2 separate regions of the Homo sapiens genome follow, and region 2 is linked to region 1. The links are chromatin loops, found by intact Hi-C in ENCODE. Cell type or tissue: GM12878. All regions are shown on one strand. Each heading gives the region's core, and the rest is flanking DNA. Links, peaks and the distances in the headings are about the cores only. Region 1 overlaps MEF2C-AS1 (MEF2C antisense RNA 1). Region 2 overlaps MEF2C (myocyte enhancer factor 2C).

Region 1 (9,472 bases), core at 4,229-6,728:
CCATGTTTCCTGACTCCAAATTTAATACTTTTTGTTCTATCCTATAGTTGCTAACTGTTAGTACAACTTATTTGGCACTTTTTGTGTTTAAATTCCCATTAAATTATTTTATTATGGATTCCTCAATAACACTGACATGTTCTATAACAGGGATTTGCACATGGTGCACACAAAATGAGTACTTTTGATTAACTAATGGATTAGCCGGTTTTCTTCATTCTCCCTTCATGTGGTATAGCATTTAATAATATCACAAATGTTTACAGTCATTACAAGGACTTGTTAGATTTTGAGAACATAAGGTAGTTGTTATGAACTAAAAGTTTTGTCCCTCAGAATTCATGTGTTGAAGGCCTAACCCCCAGTGTGGCTGTATTTAAAAATGAGACCTCTAAGGATGTAAATTAAGGCTAAATGTGGTCATAAAGGTGGGCTCTGATTTGACAGGATTAGTGTCTTTATAAGAGGAACGATCAGAGAGTGGTATCTCCCCCCACTCTCCACCATACACGCATAGTAAAAAAAAAAAAAAGCCATATGATGACATATGAAGCCATGGAGACAAGAAAGACTTCTACAAGCCAGGAAGCGAATCATCTAGAACCTTGAACATAGCCGCCTAACCTCCAGAACTGTGAGAAAATAAATTTCTGTTGTTGAAGCCATCCAGGCTGTTGTATTTTGTTATGGCTCCCTTAGCAAACTAATAAAGTGATTAAAGCCACACTTCATTCAAGCAGCTTGTTTTCCTGTGGAGTGACCGGAGAATAGCCCTGGAGTTATAGGTGAGTTGAATGTATACTCTTGTGCTTTGTCCTTTTAGAATTAAATATCAGGGTTATCATTCCATTGGGGTGAAAATACCCTCAAAGTCAAAACAGCAAAGTTAATGTTGTTCAAAACACTCTATACTTTATAGAATTGCATATAGTAGTACCTGAGTCTGCATGGTCCTGGGGTAAAAGTGAGAATGATGGCAGAAAGCACTTCAAAGAGATGAATCTGTGTCTTGAATGAATAGTAGTTTTCCAGAAAAGTGGAAGGAAGTGCATATTCCTCAGAGAGAACAGTTATGTAACAGTTGTATAAGTGAACATGCTAGAACCCTAGATTCTGGAGACTTCAACTTGTTACGGCCAGAGCTCAGGATGTACATAGAGGAGCTGTAGAAGATAAGGTTGAAAAGACAAGAGCCAGTTTTCTAAAAATCACTGTGTGTTATGTTTAAAAGTCAGACTTTGTAACCTGGTGGAGGACTAGGGGAGGGATAGCATTAGGAGAAATACTTAAGGTAGATGACGGGTTGATGGGTGCAGCAAACCACCTTGGCACGTGTATACTTATGTAACAAGCCTGCACATTCTGCACATGTATTCCAGATCTTAAAGTATAATTTTAAAAAAAGAAAAGAAAAGAATTGTAATCTGAATAGTTATACAATCAAGTTTTCAGTTCAGAAGGTTACTCCCAATGCACCGTGGAGATTGTATTGAAACCTGGTCTTGGGGTTAGGGCTTGGGATGGAATTTCAGGGAATAATGCTGGATCATAAATTCTCTGTGGATGGTAACAGAACCTTTGTCTTTGACATTACCTTCTTAGCTAAAAACTCAGTTCAAATATTCAGCCACTTCAGAATTCAAGTAACACTTCCTTCTTTTAGCTATGACATTTAAATAGCTCTTATTTCTGGGATAAAAGTGACTTTTGTTCTTGTGGATGCCACACATCATGGATGATACCCATGCTGTGGATCTCATCAAAACTTGAGTGGCCCCAAATGAGTGAGCTGGTGGCCTGGTGAGAAATCCAGCATTCTCGACTTCTTCTTTTTAACACTCTTAAGTTTCATTTTTATGAGGTGCCACATTTTGCTATGCTTTTAGCTGGACCTGCTTGAAATTTCTTAATCTGATGTTTCAGGGAGCAGTAAAAATAATAAGTAAACATGTTCCCCGAGCAATTAATAATGCAAGCCCTGAGCCCAACAGGATTCATCAAATACATAAACTTATCCTCTCCTGGTCAAGATGCTTTAGACTGGAAGTAGTTGAAATATGGGAGGAAGCTCATGCTTTTGTGGTGTGAATTAGATTCTGTGTGTATCTGTGTGCGCTTAGTGCATTTTTAAACTATTGTAAAAACACTATTCTTAGACTCGCCTGAGAGTAACTCACTTGTGGAAAAGGTGGGCAATTCTGTTTTGTGATTACTATGCCTTCCCCCTAGGTCATCTGCTCATCTTTCTTCTTCAAACAAATTAAAATATTAGTCCACTAGAGAAGGACTGTTCTCACTTTTATATGTCACACAGAATGTTTAGAGCTGACTTTACCTGTTAGTGCCAACAGCAGTGATGATGTGGTTATCATGACACCTGCAAATGCCTCTCTTCCTGTGTACTTATTATCAATCTGGGAATGTCGTCACTCCAGTCACCCCAGAATGCTTCCTTATGACTGCATTCTTACTGGCTGTAAGTAACTTTTTTACTCAACAAGGAACGGGCCAGATGGCATGCAGATATATGCTTGAGACTGGGTGAGTCTCATTTGTTCTCTATTTCTTGTTACTTACTGTCACTCCTTGGCTAACCACACATAAGGAACTCACCCTGTGGGCTGCTTTTTGCTGTGCATATCTAACGCGATTATAGTAATGTGCTTTTTATTAATGTTTTTGTTATTATGGGTTTCTTTTTGTCGAAGTTGTTTCAATCTGCCTCATAACTTTGTAAGGTGAAATACAAATAAATTTGATGGTGCAAACAGGTCAGCCAGTATACTAACATATAAATACAATGAATGTTGTCCCCTTCTAATTAATAACCTTGAACTTATTCCAACAATGATGTTACAACTGGAAAATAATTTTATTTAGGAAATTCTCTTTGAAAAATGATTTTAGAGCCTTTTCCTACCAATCAAAGCAAATGATCATTCTCTGAGGGTTGGTTTGATCTTCTATTAAAAAATTCATTGAACAAATAATTATTAGGTGTATAATCAGTGGCAGGCAGTATACCAGGAGCAAGGAGTAAGACAGACATGGTTTCTGCCTTCAAAGACATTTAAGATAAAATCTGAGATGAATGTCTGAGCCCTGGATAATACCTTTATTGATAAAAACGAGATGTGACTATACAGTGACAATCTGAACTGCCTCAAATGACAATTTTAAAGAAGAGATTTAAAACATTTTGAGTAATGGCAGCATCTCAGGAGTAACTCACACAAACTACTCAGAAGACGAATAGTCATTTTTTAAATGCATACAGTATGGTGTATAGAGTTTATAAAACATTTTTATATACATTGTATTACTCTCTTGCCACAAGAATCATGGATTATCAACCAGGTTTGAGTACTAATTTTCTTCACGGTAAAGTGAATGATCTCTAGGAGACTTCAAAGCCTGAAATTCTGTGATATTTATGTTGCTAATTTTATGCATTTACACGATATTGTGAGTTCATTATTTTAGAATAGTTCCCTGTGTTCTATCTGACTGAGGACCATCCTAGCAGAGATGAGCGCCCAATAACTTCTCCTGGGGGTGGTGGGTGCTGGCAGGAGGCCTCGGGCATGGAAACTCGACAAGGAATGAACTAGACTCACTCTCAGTAACGGGGTCAGGAGCAAAGGGTAAATGAAGGTAAAGTTTGAGGTGAGCGAGCTCCCCGGGGTGTGAGGGAGGTTCTAAAATATCAAGTTCAAAGGATCAGGCAGAGCAAGAATTAGACTCAAAGAAAAATGCTGGCTAGACAGATTAAAGAGGTTGAGGAGGCAGAACCTAGAAAGGCTACCCTGAAGAAACAATATTTCTTTGTATGGGATGATAGAGGTAAAGCCCAAGAACCATTAGAGTGAAAAACCGAAAGAAGAAAATCATTTTAAAAAAGATAGCTTTCCCTGCCTTAATCCCATCAGTGGTTAAACAATGAAAATAAAGAGAAAATGCAGCCCTACTCTAAAACTTCACCTCCTCCGCTTTCCCAACCAACAGCCCACTCTTTGAGAAAACAGAGTGTTCATCAAATAGAAAAACATCTTGATGATTGCCAGATAGAAAAACAAATATTTAGGGATTGAATTTGAGATTTTTCTTTATATTTCACTCAACATCTTGAGACCTTCTTTGTCCATATCAAAAGTAAGTTTCTAAGTCCAATTATTAAGTAGATCTAAAAATCTCTCTTCTGTTGAGATGTATACAGTTAGTAAAGATTCCCAGGAAGTTTGTACTGAGACTTTGGCGCGCACGCCAGCATGCGCGCGCGCGCACACACACACACACACACACACACACACACACACGAGGGTATAAGGGTGCAGGAGTAAATGGTGAGCCCTTCTAGGAGATTAGTGTGTGGCTGGGACCCTTTTTAACATCTTTTACTTTGGGCCCATTCTTTCAACTCATTTTTACCACCATGTATCAAGTTTGTGCCTGAGTCACTCCAAGCTTGCCCATCTGTGGGGGCAGCAGATTGTTCCAGGTGAGTTGAAGATACAAGGAATAAGTGTATGCATAAATAATGTGCAAAGGAAGCTGCTAAAACCCTGTTTCTAGAATTTTCTACTTCTATTTTTGTGTCTTTTTTGCCCCTACACACAATTAGTAGTGGTGTTTCGAACTCATCCAAAATTTGATTTTGCATGTTTTCTTGTTTACTTTTTAGTCCTTTACTGAAAGGTTTCTAAGTAGCTAGGTGTTTTTTCTAGTCTGCCATATTCCAGAGTTTTCACACCAGTAAGTCTGCTTACAGACCTTTTTGCTGTGCTGTTGTTGTTGTTTTCTTTTCCCCAACAAATTTATGACATTAGGTCACACTTTATTCGAGAAGCTTTATTTTCCATCTGCTCTCCGTTTTTGCTCTATTATTAGGCTATGCTTCTGGTATTCTGATCCCCCTTCATTTTCAGAACTCTTGTTGACGTCAGTGGGGAACCTAGGCAGAGGAGAGTGTAATGCTGAGCTTGGCTTCACAGTCCATTTTGGGAAAAGCGTCTGACCTCCTTGAGATGGAACTTCCGTTGGGTGGACCCCTGCTCATTTTCTACAGACAGTGGAGCCTATGCATAGTATTTAATGCAACCACCAGTACAGGATGATATACTTGCTCTACCACCCAAATATATTGACTTTCTGTTAAAAGGCTTTTAACATAAATTTTAAGAGATTAACAAAATACATCATAGGCTATTGCTGAGAATGCAGGGTTTTTAACTACGTTTCTCCTACATTGATTTTAGTTCATATATTTTAACCACCGCCTTATTTTACTGTACCTTTTAATTTGTTATTCATTTGTTTGAAACCAGAACTCTGCCAAGGCACTCTGGACCCACAGGAACTGAAATAGTTTGCCTTCATTATCTGGTAGACCTGCTCGAGTCTGTAGCCCCTGACAGAAACCACAAGACTGTACAAACTGGCAACTGTGGGTTTGTCTGTTCTCTATTGATTCTATTTCTGGAAAAAAACATGAACCAATGGGTGAGCCATGTGACTGTACAACTGACCCAAAGCTACCATCAGAAGTGGGATGGAGACCTTTATAGACAGGTCATGATGGGATCTCAACACTTTCCTGTCTGCTTCTTAAGAATGGCTTTCAGTAGCTTTGACTTGAAACTTAACTCCTTGTGTTCTGAAGTATGAAACTGGAGGAGAATCTTCATATTCTATAGCTTGTTATTTAATTTGGGAGACCATAAGTCAAAATGTTCCAAACATCTAATAAAATGTATAATAAAGACCAGATATAAGTTAACTTACAAAATAGCTTACTTCTTTCCTCCATGTGAATTGCAAAGCAACTCCATCAGAAGACTTGAACACACACACACACACACACACACACACACACACACACGTACTTTTCAGACTATGAAACTGCAACTGCTGTAGTGTTTCCTTTTCTTGAGCTTTGGTATTTGCGCTCAGTACTGATCCTTAAGTAAATAGAATGTAGGACTTCTATGTAATCAGGCCAAATGTAAGAGTTCTGGTCTTGGCTCCAATATGCTATGTGTCTTTGGTCTTCTCTCTTCTTCTCCATTAAATGTCAAATGACTAAACGATCCCCAATGTCTGTTCTAATTCTAAGAATCAAAGTGATTAAGAGTCTTTGATAGCACCAGAGAGATCTAGGTAGTAGAGAACACAGGTATGAGAGAACACATCCTATTAAACACACACGTGCATGGGTGCATGCACACACACACACACACACACACACACACACACACTCAACAGAAAAACCAAAATAGCTCCCCTCTCTTCCTCCCCCAATAATGACAATGCAGCCATCTGTTGGACGTTCCATTTTACTTAGCAGCTGTTCTCAGATACAGAAATCTGCATTCCTCCGGCTTGTGCTGGTATGCAGGCAGCATGTGTGGGTACTAGCATTTGACTCTCCCACCCAAAGGAATGGCTTTCATTGAATAAAAGTGATTGCAGAGGTTTCTTATTTCCCCATCACACAAATGCCTTTTTTTTTTCTGATAATAGGCATTTGAAGCCATCTCTGCTACTCTGTGTATTAAAATATACCCTGTTAGAGATATTCATATCAAGCAATCATCTAAAATTGAAGAGGACAACCAGGAAAGGCTTCAGTGAAACTCTTGCCTTGCCAGAAACTTCTACTTTGAAGGAAAGTGGGAGAGGTTGGAATATAAAGTTCCATTCTACTTTTATTTTGTCCACACCCCCAGCATTGCACTTAAGCACTGAGGAATAAGTATTGTTCAAAAAGAAACTAGGAGGCTTTCAAATGTAGCATTAATCTTAACACCAAACTAAATGAAAATATATAAGAGAAATATCCAAAGGGGATATGGAAGTAAAATCTTTTAAATATTCCATGTTCCTGCTGCTCCCAGACCGAACCTCTTCTACAGGCTGAAATTTTGTCTTCTGTGTGGTATATTATATAAAGTGGTATATCATTTAAAAAAAGAAGCAATTGAGTTGGGGGTTGGGAGGAGCTGCAGTTATAAACAACAACAAGAAAGTGTCCTACAGGCTCTGTAGACGAGAACCTTGGGTATAAAATTGGATCTGCTTTTGAGTACATAATTTAGGACATTTGTTACAAGATTACTGTGGTTTTCTATAAATGTTAGTTTGCTGTATTATTTTCCATGAACTAGTTTTCCAAAATGCAGAATATTTTGCCCCCAAAACATGGAAGCACTAAAGCTCGATGAGGCACTGATTCATGGGGTGTCACCCAGAAACAGCTGGTCAGCCATCTGCAGCCCCAGAGTCCTCTTATTTTTACTTTATTCAGCTAATTCTTTATGTAGAGGGGGAAGAAGATGCATAAATCCTGGGAGAAGAGCATGGCTCGTTTAAGAAAATGATGACTAACGCCTGCCCGAGACTGATATCTGGTGGCCTGATGCGCTGATTTGGAGGGGTCCGTTTCCTATGTGCATTAGGCTTTCAACTCTCTACTACGTGTGCATTATTTTCTGTGTATCCTGTTCTTTTGGAAAAGGAAAGAAATGATGATATGCCATTGATTGTTGCATGGGAATGGTTCCAGATTAGAGCACCCTTGAGAACCATAACCGGTCTTTTCAAAGCAAGCAGAAGAGCCTGTAGTATCAAGGACGAGCCTGGAAGTTAGACCTGTATGTTTGTCCATGGGTCCCTCATGTGCTTCTAAATTAGACCTTGTAACTGCCATGGATTCTGCGGTCAGAAAATGTTGGAGGTAAAGGCAGTATTTGACACAAACTAAAAGATATAGCATGATTCATAGCCAAAATCATGTTAAATAAAAAATACTCAGTAAATTTTTAGGCAATGCTGTTTTATTTTGAATTTGACATTAACTGTAGTAAAGTTGTGGATAATTCTATTAGAGTAGTCTTTTGTTTCCCTGAATGAGAAGGGGCCTTGTTGACAGGAGATAGATTGTTATGTTATCCCTTCCTTGTGCTACCTAAGGCGGTTCATTCAAATGACAGAGCCAGATGACTACGTAGGAAGGAAAACCTTCTTCCAATCATAGGAAGGAGGCTTTTAGGTGCACAGGTGTATGCCGCTTACAGGTAGGCATAATTATAGTTTAATCAAATCCTTGTGTGTCTCCGGAGACCACTTTTGGCATACCTTTTAATATTTTTCTTGAATCATCAAAATCTTTTACCCATTCCCCCCATATGTATTGGTATGTGCACACACACACACACACAATTCTTTCTTATTTTATTTCTTTGTCTTGGCTTGTGATCACTAAGGTTTTCAGTTTCTTTCATGACTTACATAGCCACACTAGAAGGTGAATCATTTTATTTTTACAGTTAAAAGGTAGCAAGATAAACTTTCATTGCTACATTTAACCTGTGTGGCATTATTAAACTTGGGACATAATTACTGATCTACTATAATTTTTCTGGTTGTATAATCCTGAAAAGCACCCATGACAATTGACTAGAACAAAAGGTAAATGCACCTTTAATTGATAAGACAGACAATTTTTGTAAAAGAATTGGAAAACCATCTGTACTGTAAACTTTTGTGTCTCTTTTTCATTCCTGTTTACTCTGCTATTCAATCCAAATAAAGATTGTTTTCACCTCAGCAACACAAAAATCACATAGACGATCCTTCAGGCTGTCAGTCAGAGGAAAGATATACATATGCCCAAAGTATACACTTGTGCTTGTTCACAGTGTTATTTGGGGAAAATATGTTGCATGTTCTCCTGGCTCTCCTAGTTTTACATTTTGAATTAATGCAATTTATTCTAATTTATGACAACTGTTTGAAAGGCTTGCTCTCCATTTTTCCGTTTATAAAGAGGTTGTTTACTTAGAGGGGAAAAAGCAGTAGGAAAAGTGGATTGCCTTGCACATTCAGGTGGAAAAAGCGAGTGGGCTTCCTGTCTTGGAGTCAGTGATGTGCACGAGAGTTGGGATTGTAAGGACATCTCTTGTAACAACTTTTTCTGTCTCTTTGGAAATAGGAATGAAATTATGGAGAACCTTTATTCTGCTTCTTAAAGAAAGTCTTATACAATTGAGTTAATTACCTCCCCCTTTTCTCTTGTTCTCTCTTCTTGTATTTATATAGCAGCCATCACCATAGTACCCTACACACGTTGATAAGAATGCTATTTTAGAAAAAAAAAAAAAGGAAGAAGAAAAAAAATAAGCACATGGTAGAAAAGAAAGGTTATTTCTTGTGATAGTACAAGATTCCTCTAGGGCTCAAAACCAGTAAAACAGGTTGGCCCTATTGTACCTAGAACAGTGTCTCAACCATAGTAGATAATTTAAGGAATATTTTTCAATTGGCATTACTAGAATCCATTTTTCTGTCCTTGTTTAAAAACAAAGTCTCATCCCAGTGTGCTCTATCCTGCCTTCATTCTTCTTAGAAGGGCTCTGTTGTGAAAGGACTGCTTGCTGGAGAAGAAGCTGAGCAGAAAGAGAACGACAGGGAGCAC
Region 2 (9,472 bases), core at 6,908-9,407, 390 kb before region 1:
ATGTGGGTATTGTATTGACAAGTGCCAAAGATGCCACAATTCAAATATTCTGCAAATGTGACTATTGTAAATGTTGCTTGTGCTCAAGAGTGCTACAATATTTTATTTTATGCTGATCAACCACAGTATTGTTTAAACAGTTGGCTCAATAGCGGTAGAGAGGTCCATACATAAAAACAAATGTGCTTCTATAAATCATATCAAGAAGTTTTCTCGGATGCTCTGATTACAATGAAAATTTATTCTATACAGTTACAATGCAAATTTTAAACTGAAGATGAAGTTGTTTAATAGATTAGTAGTCTGACTGAAGCAGCTGCAGTCAAAAAAAATTCTGGTGATTAACAGCCATTTTCCAGTAATCATAACCCTGGAAAGGGCTACTAAGTAGGGGGAGGGGGTTGCAGATGGGAATAATTCTCTAAGCCCATGTGCCTTAGAGGGCTCCATCATCTTCATGCAGACTTATTATTATTATTATTATTTTTAAATTAAAGCTTTTAGAGGCGTCCTTGATTGCAGTGTTGGGAGCTGTCCATGCTGTTTTACCATAGGGAAGTCCACTCTGCAAGTATTCCTTGTGCTGAGCACTCTTTATCCAGGCATTAAAACAGAGTTAGAAAAGAAAGCTGAAATGCAAGGTGCACACTAAAGGGGCATTATTCAAAAGCATGATAACAATTTCAAGTGGTTGCAACTAGCCAGGTTGTATAAACTGGGCATGTCTCATCAATATTACCTGACATCCAAAATATGATTTTTTTTGAGAAACCATGTGAACAGAAAAGCTGAACAAAAGGGGTTCCCTGACACCAGTAATACTCACATTTTTAAATCTACATTTTACCTAAATTTGTTTGCGTTATCAGAAGGTATAATCCTCAGGTACAATTCTGCATTTTCTATACTTTATGTTTTTTTCTTACATAAATAAAAATACCCAAATTAAGACAAGTTCACTTATTCATCATCTCAAAGTTGATAAGCTGTGGTCATAATGAATAAGCCCTCAAATCTAGAGAAAAATAGGATAATAAGGGTAGCATTTGCTGGTTATATTTTCTTTTCAAATAAAAAATGCATTTCATCTTTATGGGAAAATACAATTCATTCATTTATTCAACAAATATCTATAGAGTACCTATTATATGCAAGAGTTCTTGTGAAGAAATATAAAGACTAAAAGAACACACATTCATCATAAATTAATTCCATTTCTACATATAATCAAAGTTGTCTAATAAGAAAAATAAAAAAAAGGTTATTAATGTATACAAAAGTGGATAATACTAAGAAAAACACCTAGAACTCTTGGCGAGGCTGGTTTCACCATTAAAATCATCTAATAACTGTACATGAAACATTTCCTCCAAACTGAACTTTCATTAAGACTAAGGAATAATCTACCTGCAATTCAGAACTTTGAGTAAATGACTTTTAAAATTCATGGATGGTATCATTTTGTTTCTTTGGTTCCATTTCTGGTTCTAAAAATAATATATTTATTTAATAACATCAAATCTGTGAAAGGTTTTGATTTTTTTGGAGAAAGAAGTATATTGAACTTAGCAATCATTAGAATTGACCCACGACTGTGTAAGAATTAGATACTTGCTCTGAATGTGACCCAAATTTAATGGACTGAAAGTATTATTGAAAAATAATTTTAATAACCATCCCACCAAAAATTTCTAAATCACCATTAGCAGAAACTTAAAATGACTAAAATATAGTACAATGCTATGATAATAATTTAATATTTACTGATCATTTACTATGTATCTGCATTACGGTTTTATATGTATTATCCTAGTAAATCCTTAAAAAACTTTAAGAGGTGGGTGATTTTATAATTCCCATTTTACAGATCCTGGTACTGGGGCTTTCTGGTCATTAAAACACCTGCCTAAAACCACTAATCAGTAAATGGGAGGCTGGCTTTTGAACCCAGTTTTGGTCGTTGTTCTTAATCATTATTCTTTATTGTTTATGGACATGTTTGTCTAATAGCATAATATGTAGAATCAAAGAAATGATATTAAGTGTGGAAATGGAGTCTCCAAACTCTTTATGCTTGTTTAAACGATCTTCTCTCTCGAGAGTGTATCTTCATCCTTTCATGCTTTTTCTCTCTCTCTGCTCTCCCACACCGATGCTCCCCACACCGTACACACATACACACACACACACTCACACCGTTGGAGTTCTGGTCTAACACTTACTTCATAGAGCAACCTAAAAGGCATAATGTGGTTGACCTTGTCCAATAACTGTACCACTTCCTGGGAGTTCATGAAGCTGTTCATGTTTGCAACGAATATACCATCCAGTGACTCTAAAGCTGCTGTTGTTCTTTACAAAGACATGATCCTATAGCCCTGGCTATTTCAAGATCAGTGTCCGCAGTTGTTTCAAGACATGGCATTGGGCTGTGATGAACCACATCAGTTTCTCAAGTGTAAGGAGGTAAGTTAGCATCTAAAACAATTCTGTCGCCCATGTGTAGTCAAAACAAGTTAAAAGTGCACTTGCTTTCACGATACCAAATACTTTGAAGCAAGAAGGAAGCTCAGACAGGAGAGAATCCAAAAACAATGAAAACGGAAGGAAAAAACACTGAAGTCAAGAATTCTCTGATTTTTTTGAAGCTATAAAATGAGAGAAGCGGAGGGAAAAAATCACATAACGCTCACTCTAAATCAAGCAAGATCAAACAGTCTTGGAAGGGATATTGCCGATTCATTTCAACCCAAGAGTCATAGGGAAACAATTAATGGGTACTGAGTATCTTACTCAGCCTTCTGCAAATCTATCAATGTCGTCACGGATTTTTTTTTTTTTTTTTTTTTTTTTTTTTTGGTTTATGTAAAGGGGGAAATATTCAAACATGAAATGAAAGAAAAAAATAGTCAAAATTATTTACTTTAACTTCTAACCTATATAGAGTCTAAGTGAACTTCCAATAAATACTAGAAATAAAAAAAAGATTCACTTAAAAATAGACAAATTTGTTAGATTTCATTTAGTTAAGAAAAATCATCCAGAATAAATTAGGTCTGGATTTATATAGTACCTTTTAAAGATATTAATGTTAACTGTAATAGAAGGGTGAAAAGATCTACTTTTTTAACCACATAAACCTTTACAAAAAGACCACCCAACAACTTAATAAGGCTCCTCAAATATGGATGAAAATCCGGTACCTTAAAGAAGTAATTGTTTTAATGGTTAACAGAGTTTAAAATTTCCCAAATTCTTGACCAGAGAATTACTTACTAGGCGAACCTCTAATAGAGTCAACGTTTTAATCGGGTATAGTTTTATCATACTTAAATGGCAAGATAGCGAATTTTCTATTTTAAAATTTCTATTCCATACATATGTTCAATAGTTGAAACTTTACAATGTATCTGACAATACCAACGGGTATGATTCAAATGACCCTACTGTTCCAGAGAATTTCCAAGAAAATAAAGAAATCTCTTACAATAGCCTAAATAGAAGCATAGTTTTAATTTGAATTTTTAAATGTGTGTAATTTTCTAACAAATAAATGTCAGAAAGTATTGACTCATATATATATTAGCATTTACAAAACAAAGTTTAACATCTTTTTCCTCCCTTGCTAATGGGTCTTGAAAAAGTGCCAGGTGTAGGAATATGCCATTGTTATCATATTCTTATAAGCTGCCTTATACATTTTTTAAGATCTATGTTGTATTAATTTCTTAACAATTTATCGGGAACATTTGCATTCACAGAAAAATAAATGCTTGATATTTAAACATAATTAAAATTATCATTCTTATCTATTTAAGTTTCAAGAGAAATAAAATTAAATTACACTTAACTGTTGGTCTAATTTGGTAAATTTCATATAGGCAATTAATAATTAGTGTAGTGGGTTAACAACTAAGCTAACATTTATACACTATTCATATACTGTTAAATCAATAATTTAGTTTAAAAATAAAATTAGAACAAATATTTATTAAGTGGTAACACTTTCTCCTGAAGGCTCCCATTTAATACATTTCTAAAGAAGAAGGCTAGTTTTAGAAAGGTGTGCTGGCAATAATCTGATTGCACCTCATACAAATGAGAATTCTACTGATTGAAAGGAGCCATGGCAGCTAGAAATTATTTTTTAATAGGATTTTTTAAAAATCACATGGGTAACAGTTGAAAATGTAACTGGTAATTAAAGCCTGCTTCTTAACAAAGTTTTACTTTATTTTTTAAGGAGAAGTACAAGCTTTTAGACTATAGTTTCAGATACAAGGAATATTAGTGCAGATATTTAGAAGTCAATTTATTTTGCATGGTATTATACACAGAACTTACACTGTACCTTTCAAATGAAAAGCATAAAACAAATCTGAAAACTAAAAGCTCACATTTTCTCCCCCTGTACTCTCTATTTTGACCTAATAATCATTTAAAGTGTGGGTGTTTATCAATAAAAATTTTTGCAGCACCACACATTGTGGTGGAACGTTGCTATTTCCCGAGATAAGTACAAAAAACCTCAATGCTAATTTGCATCACAAAATGATCTAACATATCTGGAATATAATGCACAAGCTTCATTGAAAAGAAACCATTATATTTTTCTTTTCGAAACAAAAAGTACAGATATCTGATTGGGTCTGGGTGTGCTGGAGGTAGGGGGTGGGGAAGAGGTCTCATTTTCTATCTCACACCTATTGTTTTATGTATTCTAAACTGCTATATGGGAATAAAAAGGAAACATACTGAATCCACTTTGCAGTTAATGTCTTAGTAATTTAAGAGGCAGAATTTTCAAGTTAAAGAAGGGAAACATTATACTTTTCCTTTCCCAAAGGTATTTCCCCTATTTCCCAGGAAGAAGGCCCTCTGTTCCTTACCCTATGTAGGGGGAAATAAAGGACATTAGTTAGGGCTGAAATCACTCCGAGACAGAAGAGGGGAAGTTTATGATGTGGCACTGTGCACAGTATCTGGTCTGCAGCCAGGAAGTTTTCATTTTGTAGCTCTGCTGCCAGTACCTGCCCTGCATATTCAGGAATAAAAATATACCAGAACTCTACCTGAAAAACTGTGGATGTTACAAAGAATTAAAAGAGTTTATTTTTCTTTCTTTATCCTGAGTGTAATTACTGTTTTTTAAAAAGAAAGAGCTGAAACTGTAGTAACTGGAGTTTTTTTTTTTTTTTTTTTTCCTTTTTAAACTCCTCAAACTACCTTCCCACAAAGCCATTTAAGTTAAATGGTACATTTACAGACTCACCTACATGAAGGATATAACTTAAAACATCTGCTTAGACACATACGTTCTGTTCAGATATAAAAAATGTGGCAAAAATTTTTAAAAATATAGGACCACTATATTCTTAAAATGTGTGTTCTTCTGTGTGTGTGTGTTCATTCATTCAAGAGATCTTTGACTGCAATTAGGTAGTCGGTCCTATAAAGGCTTCCTTGTGTGACGATAATTTCTAAAAGTAAAATGCTCCAGTGAATATTTCTGCTAAATAATCATATCTTAAAATTACTTTAAAGAAATTCCAATCCCTCATGTTACATTAAGCAATAATGCCAGTTTTCCATAATATGCCTTAGTTGTACCACCTTATTCAGGGTCGACAATTAATTAGAAGACAAAAAGTATAAATCGCGTGTTTATTAAGTAGCAGACAAATTTCTTTGTCTGTCTCAACATATTTACATTAATGTGTTTATTTTCTAATTTTGAAAATAAATAAGCATATTTAAGCCAAAGCTGCCTGTCTTCGGGGTTTGGGGAAGGATGCACATTCTCTTGCTATCCTTCTAACTTGCTGAAAGAATCACAGGTGTGAAAAAAAGACAGGCATAGTTCTTGGCTGATTTTTAAAAAAACACTTCACATTCTATCGAAGGACCATATCCACTTCTTTTTTAATCCAATATGCTAGGAATCCATAGTATCTGAGAGCAATTTATATGAATTCTTCATGTGCATCTTATCTATGACAACAAGATAGAAGAGGAAAACCAGACCACCACGCTCATGATGCTATTTGGAAAAAGCAGGTTCTCAAAAGGGACTGATTCAAAGATCAGTTAGTTCCTCCAGCCTCTAAAAACAAGTTTTGGGTACTTAATTTAAATCACTGCTTGAGGACTTGCACTGTCATTCTACATGAATCCCAACCACTTGCAGGAGGAACAACATTGCTCCATTCATTTCAAATTTACAGCATTAAGAATTAATAAAGTCTTTATAATGTCTGCATTATTTAAGAGTAATGATTCCTGAAGAAATCTGCCTGTAATATGTTTACTGTTTTTATTGCTTGTAATGTCGTCAATTTCCTTTTCAATGCCCTCAAAAGATTCTCTTCATGTACTTTGAACTTTGTTTACATTGGCTGTATTTTAAAAATATATACCAAGATTTAACTTGTACAATAAAATGACAATGTACAGCAAATGAATTATGGCGATGACAAATAAATGTTACTCATATCACCTAAAACTAAACCATAAATTTGTATAACATGTATCACCTAATTTCCATATTTAATAGGAATATGATTTTTTGCAGTAAACATTAAAATAGTATCAAGGAGATGTGAGATAATAGTATATTAAATAACCTTTTCTATAATCTTATTTTTACAATGGTATTCTTTGTCATAGAACATTCTTTAATTATTTTTCTTTCACAGACAAAAATAACAAAAGAACATCAATGCCATCTTCGTATTCTTAAAAGAGAGGGGTAAGGAATGAATGCTTCCAGCACCCTTTATTTTGTTATGCCTCAATATTGTCTGTAAAATAACATGGTTACTAAAAAATTCTTGATTTGAGCAAGACCAAAATTATTACAGTGTACTTTACAGTTATTTCACGCATGAATGTTAAAACATACTGAAATTATAAAACTTTCATAGACTTTTTTTCAGTATTCAGTTTAAGATAGGTTGTCAATAAGAGCTACTTTAAAAAAAACTGACAATTTTCTTTGCTCACTAACTATAGGAGATCATTGCAAATTATTTTCTTTCTCATGCTGCTATTCACTTACGTACTGCATATTTGCTTCAATTCTCCAAGGGAAGAAATGTGGCTCTTGTGGGAAAGGTCCACCCCTTTCTACATGTTTGCTTCCTTGAACGAAAGGAACACACCCCCTTACATTCTTTGAAATGTGTCCAACAATTGTAATAGCACTGTATTATTGACTAAATTAGAAAATCTTAAGTGATAGTCAAATATTGTTAATACACTGTGTATTTTGAGTCAGGAGAACTAAATGACACATATACAGAATGAAGTTCAATCTAGTGTCTACACTTGGATGCTATAGAATGTTTGTGTTAGTAGAAGAAACTCATGAATGTTTTTGTGTACAGGTATGTTGTATGACACCTCAGGAAGAGGCCCATGAATGTTACAAGTTTTTGATGGCCTCCTTTCAATTTAAGACCCATTACAGGAATGACCCCTTTCTTTCATAAGTATATTGGATAAAAAACATTTAGAAACTTAGGAAGTAGAATCAGAGAGCTGTTTGAAATCACAAACATGCAAAAATATCACAGGTCTACGCTTACCATCCTAATGGCAGAAAACTCACACCAAAGTTGGCACCCACTAACTTCTACCTCATTAAGGCAAGCTGCTGGTCATTGGATATTGTGTTCTAACACGACTTCCCTTTATGTAGAATAATATGTTTCCTTCCAAGGAAAGTTTTTCTTTTGTTGTTATTTTCTAATAAATATACTCCATATTTATAGAAAATTTTGCATTTATCTTTGATTTTATCTTTTCTAAATAGTCTTTCTTTATTCCACTTTTACAAAGAAATTTTCAAGTGTAAAGACACAGCAGGAAAAAAAATTATATCTCTTTTAAGATATTTTAGTGTGTAAATGAAATGGATAGTCCTTGTGCAATTTATCAGGCATTTCAGAATGAACCCAACTGTATAATTCCCAGGCCTACAAAATGAAAGCTTTGTTATTTACCTATGTTTCTCACTTGAAATAAGAGTGAATATAAAGAGTGAATATATAACTGCAACTGAAGGTAATAAACTTGTTAAAACTTAGTAAGATATTGTGATGGTCAAAGAAAACCTGCAAGTGCGTGCCACAAATCCACTCAGATGAAACATCTCATTCACTAAAATTTTCTATCTTATTATAATAGTGCACAGAAAATTAAACACATAAATATTAATTTTATGTATCACAGATGATGTAGGCAATGAAAATGCAATGTTTACATTTATGGGTGACTCATTAGTGTTTTATTGTGTGAAACACTAGGAGGCATCAGTTGGGTAAAAAAGGACTTCAATTTTAGAAGAAGCAAAAAATTACTGTAAAGTTGGGTGTGTAAGAAGTTAAGATTTTCAAAATGTTATTATGTAAACCAAAACTTTATTCTCTGAAATAAACTCTCAAAACATCATATTCTGTTGTAAAGAATGATCTTTATATAACATTCATGAAATATATATATTATATATATATATAAAATTTGACCAATGAACTTTTATGAAGATATGTTTCACATATATGGATTCATAACTATGTAATTACACATTTTTATGTAGAATATATTTGGTAACAGAATAACATAATGGATATTGACTATTATGCATTTTCTGCTGAATTACTCAATAACATGAGTGTATGTTTTATTTCTGGCAAATTCTGTTTTGTGCTCTTTATAACGCCTCTGAAAATGTCTAATGCATTTAAGCCTTACAATACCTGCTTCATGTAAGCAGACAATTTAATGTTTGTTCATAAAGAAATGATGGAACTTAAAATTTACACAATGAAGACATACATAAAAAAGGACATGTTTTCTCTTACTTCACTACTGAAAGCCTGTCATTTGAAAACTGAATTTTCCATTGTTTGAATGGATCATAATGATGAAGCAACAGGGTCAAAGTATGCTTATCTAAGCAATCATTTGAAATTGAGTGTCTTGCCATTCCTCAACAATCAGCTTTTATCTTTGACCTATCAAAATAACATGTGAACTATGTAATCTGCCTTTTGTAACGTGCATAGACTCTGTTGTTCCTGGTTTTGTGAATCACCTCTGTAATCTGGTTTGATTTCCTAAAGGTGACAGATCTCGGTGAACAGTCAAGCTTTACTGAGTGCAAGACAGTCCACGCGCCTATAAGATTAAGGTACAGTGCTAAGGACGGGGATCTTAATTACCTGTCTTTCCACATGCAGCATACTGATGGAACAACAGTGATTAAATCATTTCATCGTGTCTAGGCAATCACCACATTAGTATAGAATGAATACGTGTATTTTGATAAGTTTTAGATATTAATTTGTGTGGTATTTTCTCAGAGGATGTGCTTTTGAAAAAAAAGTGTAACTTTATTAATAATCTCTTAACAGTTCATCTTGTGACCATTAATTGCATATTAAATTCTTCTATGTTGCTTCGAATCATGTCC

Evidence for each region. Hi-C counts contacts between places; a loop is a spot of excess contacts. Peaks named below come from ENCODE experiments on the same cell type or tissue, not always from the same donor. Only the 100,000 strongest peaks of a DNase experiment are listed, where the experiment ranks them.
Region 2: a loop joins it to region 1, with 2.7 times the contacts of the local background. A loop is called at or near these places in 2 of 110 quality-filtered maps.

Annotation. Positions count from the first base shown.
Region 1 is chr5:89,266,161-89,275,632 of GRCh38, forward strand. All of the region lies in intron 7 of MEF2C-AS1 (MEF2C antisense RNA 1), which reads left to right. Among named protein-coding and RNA genes, the nearest start is that of LINC02161, 310 kb to the right of the region's middle. RefSeq lists enhancers at 5,580-5,719, 5,750-5,799. In GM12878, for the core only: no CTCF peak of the experiment used is centred there; DNase peaks (open chromatin) are centred at 4,932, 5,491, 5,881, 6,241 and 1 weaker place; H3K4me3 peaks cover 723 bases; H3K27ac peaks cover 2,081 bases.
Region 2 is chr5:88,870,881-88,880,352 of GRCh38, forward strand. All of the region lies in intron 1 of MEF2C (myocyte enhancer factor 2C), which reads right to left. Among named protein-coding and RNA genes, the nearest start is that of MEF2C, 7.6 kb to the right of the region's middle. In GM12878, for the core only: a CTCF peak has its summit at 8,289; no DNase peak of the experiment used is centred there; H3K4me3 peaks cover 2,312 bases; H3K27ac peaks cover 2,416 bases.